Regions from separate parts of the Homo sapiens genome. Here region 1 is linked to region 2. Evidence: chromatin contacts called from ENCODE Hi-C data. All regions are on one chromosome and are shown on one strand. Each heading gives the region's core, a stretch centred on a gene start or an enhancer-like site at or near the end of the contact. The rest is flanking DNA. Distances are from core to core; before and after follow the strand shown.

What was found. Hi-C counts contacts between places; a loop is a spot of excess contacts on that map. Pooled maps may share reads with other maps.
Region 1: a map of naive thymus-derived CD4-positive, alpha-beta T cell shows a loop between it and region 2 (36-fold over the local background). The contact joins the promoter of ALG13 here to the promoter of PSMD10 in region 2. A Hi-C loop is called at or near these places in 1 of 168 maps with a recorded cell type or tissue (naive thymus-derived CD4-positive, alpha-beta T cell), 1 of 37 single-sample maps with no recorded cell type and 11 of 50 pooled maps.

The regions. Positions count from the first base shown.
Region 1 is chrX:111,678,677-111,682,419 of GRCh38, forward strand. ALG13 (ALG13 UDP-N-acetylglucosaminyltransferase subunit) reads left to right here and starts at 2,494. Exons shown (of 27, transcript NM_001099922.3): 1 at 2,494-2,623; 2 at 3,456-3,618. The coding sequence starts at 2,543. RefSeq lists enhancers at 2,162-2,881, 2,561-2,750, 2,821-2,870, 2,891-2,950.
Region 2 is chrX:108,089,824-108,093,660 of GRCh38, forward strand. PSMD10 (proteasome 26S subunit, non-ATPase 10) reads right to left here and starts at 1,719. Exons shown (of 5, transcript NM_002814.4): 1 at 1,584-1,719. The coding sequence starts at 1,697. ATG4A (autophagy related 4A cysteine peptidase) reads left to right here and starts at 1,955. Exons shown (of 13, transcript NM_052936.5): 1 at 1,955-2,013. The coding sequence starts at 2,004. RefSeq lists enhancers at 1,468-1,867, 1,918-2,157.

The DNA of each region.
Region 1 (3,743 bases), core at 1,244-3,743, 3.6 Mb after region 2:
GCTTGCTAATGGAGGTTAACTGTTTGCAGCTTCCAGGGGACCCTAGAGGGCCCTGGTTTTCTGAGAACCACAGTTGGTAGAAGAGCCCAAGTTGGAGCGATTTTTTTTTTTTTTGAGACAGAATCTTGCTCTGTTGCCCAGGCTAGAGTGCAGTGACACAATCTCAGCTCACTGCAACCTCCGCCTCCCAGGTACAAGTGATTCTCCTGCCTCAGCCTCCCAAGTAGCTGGGATTACAGGTGCCCGCCACCGTGCCTGGCTAATTTTTGTATTTTTAGTAGAGATGGGGTTTCACCATGCTGGCCAGGCTGGCCTCAAGCTCCTGACCTTGTGATCCACCCACCTCGGCCTCCCAAAGTGCTGTGATTGCAGGCGTGAGCCACCGTGCCCAGCCAGTTAGAGTGATTTTCTAAAAGCCACTTTTGATGCACCTGTAGTCCCAGCTACTTGGGAGGTGGAGGCGGAGGCGGGAGTGCTCTCGGACCAAACTGAGGGTGGGGCTGCTATTTCTCGTGACCTAATAACAAGATGCAGATAAACTGTGGAGGAAGAGAGTTTTTATTTCTGTAACTGTTTACAGGGAAAAGGCCTGGATATTATCACGAAACCAACTCAAAATCACGATGTTTTCCAGAGCTTATATACCTTCTAAGCTATATGTCTACATGTAAGTGTGCATTCATCTAAAGACATAAGTGATTAACTTCTTTTAATCTATAAATAAGGTCTGAATCTTGAAGATCTTCCTCTGGAGCCTCAGTAAATTTACTTAATCTAAATGGGTCCGGCAAGGTGCGGTGGCTCACGCCTGTAATCCCAGCACTTTGGGAGGCCAAGGTGGGTGGATCATGAGGTCAGGAGTTCGAGACCATCCTGGCTAACATGGTGAAACCCCGTCGCTACTAAAAATACAACAAATTAGCCGGGCGTGGTGGTGGGTGCCTGTATTCCCAGCTACTTGAGAGGCTGAGGCAGGAGAATGGCGTGAACCCGGAAGGCAGAGCTTGCAGTGAGCCGAGATTGTGTCACTGCACTCCAGCCTGGGTGACAGAGCGAGACTCCGTCTCAAAAAAAAAAAAAAAAAATCTAAATGAGTCCAGGTGCTGGCGTGATTACCCTTATCTTGTCTCCTGCTAAATCACAGAGGTTTGGGGAGTTCCTTCGGACTCCCAACAAACTTGTTTGTGGAGGCCTGGGGAGTTTCTTCAGACCCACAATAAAACTTGTTTAATCCTAAATGGGTAATGTTAAGACTTCCTTTGTTATTTTGTCATGCTTTAGGGCCCAGGAAAGGCCTAGGCAAAACTCTTGGTGGGCTTTAGTTACATTCCAGCCTTTGTATAAGGGCACTGGCTTTTTTTAGCTTTTAATATTAACTTCACCACTCAGTACTGAAACAGTTGTTATGGAGGCCTCCGTTAGTGAGACGTGGCCTGCCACAGGAGGACTGCTTGAGCCCAGGAGTTAGAATCAAGCCTGGGCAACAGAGCAAGACCCCATACCTTATAAGATGCCTTTTATTTTTAGTTTTTTTATTTTTTCGAGACGGGGTCTCACTGTCGTCCAGGCTGCAGTGCAGTGGTGTGATCATGGCTCACTGCAGCCTCAGCCTTCTGACTAGCTAGGAACACAGGTGGGTGCTCCCACCCCCGGCTAATTAAATTTTTTTTGTTTGTTTGAGACAGGGTCTCATTCTGTGTCACCCAGGCTGGAGTGCAATGGCAGGATCTTGGGCTCACTGAAACCTCTGTCTCCTGGGCTCAAGCAATTGTCGTGCCTCACCCTCCTGAGTAGCTGGGATTACAGGAGCCTGCCACCACGCCCGGCTAATTTTTGTATTTTTAGGAGAGACAGGATTTCACCATGTTGCCCAGGCTGGTCTGGAACTTCTGACCTCAATAATATACCTGCCTTGGCCTCCCAAAGTGCTGGGATTACATACTTGAGCGATGGCACCTGGCCTAAAAAATAATATTTTTAGAGACAAGGGTTTTGCTATGTTGCCCAGGCTAGTCTTAACTCCTGGGCTCAAGTGATTCTTCCCAGTAGCTTGGGATTACAGCCACTGTGCCTGGTAAGGCACTTTTATTTTTCATATCCCCTTAGCCAACTCGAAGTAAAACCATCTCTCAAATGTATCTTGACAAAACCTGGCAGCAAACAAAAAAATCTCAAACTTGTCTGTCATTAAAAGATTGTGGTACCCACGCAACGACACCAACTCAATGCTTAGGGTATGATGTTTTTTTTTTTTACCCATCAGTTTTGAAAAAGTTAATTACATTTGGCAATTCCCCATTCCCTTATAGTGAGGGGTCTCAAGAGCTGGCTCCTACACATAAAGGGCTTAGAACAGTGGCTGGTACCTAGGCCACCAATAGTCTTTTGCCCCACCCAACCGGTGACACAGCCCGGGGCCCCGCCGCCCCCTGGCGGCCATTACGGATTTCCGCCTCCCTCACAGAAGGCAGTCACTGCAACGTGCGTGGCCTCAGTTGCGTCATATCCGGCCCTTGCGATCAGGGCTTGAGGAACCCGCGCCATGAAGTGCGTGTTTGTTACCGTAGGGACCACCAGCTTTGACGACCTCATTGCGTGTGTGTCGGCGCCCGACAGTCTGCAAGTGAGTGAGGGAGGCGAGCAGGCGGCGGCTTGGCTCGCCACCCGCCATCTCCGGCCATACTGCCAGCCGCGTTAGCCTTGCCTGACCGTCGCGCTCGGAAAGAAACCCCCGCAACTCTACCACAGGTGCCGCTGCCCCTTAGCTGGCTTCTGCCCACGCCCGGCGGGGCCCTTCTCCGGCTACCCGGCCACTCGGGGTTGCCTGTTTCCTCTTCCCATTATTCCGGCCGCTCCTCTCCCTCATTTCTTCAGCTCCTTTTCCGGTCTGCCCCCGCGCTCTATTCTCCGCCTCCGCGTCCTCCGCCCCTCCTTCCAACGGCTCCGCCCCTCCGAGCTCGGGTTTTCCACCGGGCTCGGCAGTTTTTCCTCAGGCCCCCCTGTGGACCGCACGTCGGCGCCGGCGTCTGAGCCAGCCGAGCTCGCCTCAGAGCCCGGCTCCTTCCCCTCAGCACTTGGCCGGAGCCCGCGCGGTTCCTCTCCTCAGCGCGCGTCGTCCCCTCAGGGCTCCCGGTTCTCGCAGTTGATCAAGTGAGGCAGAACGGGTAGTGCCTGGGTTCCCCCCGAGTTTGCGACTCCTTTTCCAAAGTCTTTTCCTGCTGTGGCTTTCGCGGGACTCTGCGAGCTGGGTCGCTTAGATTCATGAGTGCTTGGGAGGTTCCTCGTCGGGCCCCGGACCAGAAAATAGTTTTGAAAACTAAGTGAAATCGGCCACAGATAGGCTTTTTGGCGGCCGTGCTCCGATGTTAACGTCAAACTTTAGTAGTGGTGGTGGTTCCTGCTCTGTTTTACATAGCCAGTTTAAAAGGCCCTCACATTCTGATTTCCTCTTTCAGAAAATCGAGAGCCTTGGTTACAACCGACTTATCCTGCAAATTGGTAGAGGAACGGTGGTACCTGAACCCTTCAGTACTGAGTCGTTTACTCTGGATGTTTACAGGTACAAGGATTCCTTGAAAGAAGACATTCAGAAAGCAGATCTTGTTATTAGTCACGCAGGTAAAGGTGCCTAAGAATCTCAGGGTTGGGTCTTTTAATTTTAATTTTTTTTAAGTTCTGGGGTATTCTGGGGGTACATGTGCAGGATGTGCGGGCTTGTTACAAAGGTAAACGTGTGCCATGCA
Region 2 (3,837 bases), core at 469-2,968:
ACTCTGTTTCAAAAAATAAATAAATAAAAATAAATAAAAATTAAAAAAGCTATAGTAGTCATTATTTGTCAAAGGGAATCCCTATTTGCAGTGACTGCTATACTTCTTAGCCCCACAGAATAGAAAATGGTATTTTAAACTCTATTACAAAAAAATTTCAAACACAAAAATAGAGGGAATAGAATAGAAACCCACAGGCCTACTGCTTAGATTTAACAACAAACATCTTGCCCTATTTGCTTTAACTAGTTTTTTCCTTGCTGAGCTTTCCAAAAACAAATCCTAAATATCATGACTTTTCACCCTTCTCTTTCAGTATGTAAAAAATAAAGGTATTTCTTATATAACTATGAGACCATTATTACACTTACTAAAATTAACACTAACTCCTTTAGAATGTCTAATATCCGGTCTGTATTCAGATTGCCCCCAACTGTCTCCCAAATGTCTTTTTGCAGTTGGTTTGTTTAAATCAGGAACCAGACGAGATCCATAAATTGCATTTCTTCATGTTTTTTACGTCTCTTGATGCTGAATAGTTCCTTTCCCTTTTTAAGCCACTGACTTGACTGAAGAATGGTTAAATTTCCAATGGAGTATTAAATCTTAATATAAAGTATTACATTTAAATTTAAATCCTTAAATATCACCAGACCATAATGAAGTAAACCAGGTAAAGATAAGGCCATTTTCAGGTTGAGTAATAAAGGAAAGTTCCAGAAAAGAGAAAACAGTCTCTTGATTTCTAATTCTCTCCCAAAAGACACAAAATGGAGATCTGTAAGTATGGGACAGTCTCACTAGTGCTTACGACACTGTCTGCGAAACACAAGGCCATCTATAAATATTTGTGGGCTTACTAAAGGCACCATGAATCCTAGAAACTGAGGATGAAAGCACGAGAGTCCTGTGAGCAGGAGGGCAGAAAGAAACACTTCTAAACTTCTGTCTACCTCTGCTTAGAATGTCCACTCATTCCCCCATGGAAATCCCACTCATGCTTCAAAGTCTAACTAACCTTCCCTTCTTTGCAAAAACTTTTCCAATTAACGACAGTCATATTCAGCATCAGATCCTCCTATTAACGTGTTCTGAAAGCACCATGTAAACTTCTCTGCCGAGTATTTACCACAATTTGTAATCGGACATGTTTTTGTGCTTATTTTATTGTCTGCATCTTCCACTCCACCGTATCCCCAGCTCCTAGCAAACTGCCTGGCACGGAAGGGGCGTTCAATTTCACATGCGTTACTGAATACAGTTACTAGTAAAGGTAAATAAATCCATATAAAAAGCCTTCCTTTTCACTGATTGGGAGTTTCTGAGAAATGCGGTAGACGTTCTAGAACTATCCAAAAATCAGGGAGCGGAGCTCCGGGCCAACGGGAAAATATCTGAGGTCTGTGGGGCTAGCTCCCGCAGGCCTATCGCGAGTCCCGAGGTGACCCAGGGGGACTGCTTGGGGCGGCGGGGGCGGGGTTCTGCTTCTCTCAGAAACGGGGCCTCCGCTAGGGCCGGGCCCCGAAAGCCACGTAGGGCTTCGCCGACGTCGCCGACTGCGGAGAGACCTAGCGTTGCTTTACCTGGTCAGTTCTAGTAGCCAGGGATTTATCGGCCAGAATACTCTCCTTCAACTCTTCCAGCTTCCCGCTGTAGGCCAGGTTGCAGACCATTAGGTTAGACACACACCCCTCCATTTCGCTGTCCCAGCAACTACTTGTCGCGCGAGCAACGCCCGCCTCACGTCGCCGGCTCCGGCTACGCCAGTCAAAACAGCCGTTAGAGCTTCACCAATCACCGGCCTTCCTCGTTCCCTTTTCTTTTCCCGTCGCGCGGCGCCTCTGGGAGTTGCAGTTTGAGAGCAGTTCCGGGCAGGGAGGCGCCTTTGCTGCCCTCACAGACTTGGCCCCTAGCAGTGCAGAACTACAAGTCCCAGGGATCCTAGCGACCGTCCGTCCGTAGTCAAGTTGCCGGTGGAATTGGCCCAGGATGACAGCTGGAGAATGGAGTCAGGTACGGGGAGCGGCTTTGAGTGGAACCGTGTGAAAGAGCCGGGGTGGGTAGTCGCTGGCGGGTCGTTGAGTCGGCCATATGAAACAGGTTCGGGGGCAGGGCAAGAGTTATGAGAGCCTAAAGGTCCTGTCCCCCGGGGTTCCTGACCTGCAGTGGCAGGCGGAAGGGACAAGGGTTGGAGCTGAGTACTACCTACTGAGCTCGAACCGGTGACTGTGGCTACCCTCCCCCTCCCTGCCACCGCCTAGGGAGTGGAAAGAAGTGGGGGTTAATTACTCTGACATCTCGGCGGTGTGGCATCAGGACAGGGTTCTACCACAGCAGTGATAGCATATGGCACCGTACTGAGGTGATGTGCCAGGGTGATGCCAAAGGCAGGGTGTGATGCCGTGGGAGCCACCTGATATCTAAGAGACCTCGGTGAGTCCATAGCCTGGTGACATCACAGCTTGATGAGGGTCATCTTAAGGATACCGGGCTGTGGTGTTGGCATTTTAATATCACGATATTAACTATGTTGTCAAGGCTTTGCTACAACTATTAAGCTAATAGTGTTTCTTTTTATAGAAATCCCAAATAGTGCCATAGCAGAAGCAATGCAAGACTGATCCTTTATAGGGCATATCCAGAGGACATTATGCCACAACTAGGTAACGATAAGAATACATTCAAGAAAGAGACTCATGATGTTTATGTTTATCCTGTTATAGTGTAGAACAGGAGTTGGGAAACTTTCTGTAAAGAGCCAGATAGTAAATATTTTAGGCTTTGTAGGCCAAAAGGCAAAATCAAGAATATTTTGTTGGTACTTTTATGACAAAAGAGAAAACAAATTTCAACAAATTTTTATTGATGAAATTCAAAATATAATAGTAATTGAGTACTTTTTTTGTAATACAGGAAGACTACCAATGAGAAGAATAGAATTCTTTTTAGGGGATAATATTTTGCTTAATTGGGGCTCAGAATTAGTGTTCCCTATTGTCAAAATTGATTTTAAGTGTTCATCTGTTAATGCTGATCTGTTAGGAAATTTTTACCTATTTAATCTTTGAAAATGTCATTTTACATAGATAGGTACTGCCAAATACTGATATCAATTCATAAACATATACTTTTTTATTTTTATTTTTATTTAATTTTTCAAAAATTTCAGAATAGTTGTAGATTTATAGAAAAGTTGCAAGGTTAGTAGAGTTCCTGTATAACACTCACTCAAAATGAGGCACATTTTACATATCATAAAATTCACTGATTTCAAGTGCATAATTAAATGATTTTTGGTAACTTTACTGAAGTGGGGCAACCATCACCATAAATCAGTTTTAGAACTTTTTGATCCCTCCAGTAAGGTCCCTCATGCCTATTTATAGTTAATCAATCCTCTGTCCCATTCCCAGCCCCAGACAACCACTAATCTACTTTTTTGTTTCTATAAATTTGCCTATTCTGGACATTTTATATAAATGAAATCATACAATATGCAGTCTTTGTGTCTGATTTCTTTCACTTAGCATAATATTTTTGAGATTCATCCATATTGTAGTATGTATCAGTACTTCCTTACTTTTTTATTGCTGAATAGTATTCCATTTTATGGATATAACACATTTTTATCTGTCTACTCACTATTAGATAGGCACATCAGTTTCCAATTTTTGGCTACTATGACTAGTGCTGCTAAGAAGATTAGTATGTAAGTCTTCGTGCGGACATATTTTTTTCATTTCTCTTTGATAGATACTTAAGGGTGGAGTTACTGGATCACAGGGAAAATTTATGCTTAACTTCTTAAGAAACTGCAAAACTGTTTTCCAAAATGGC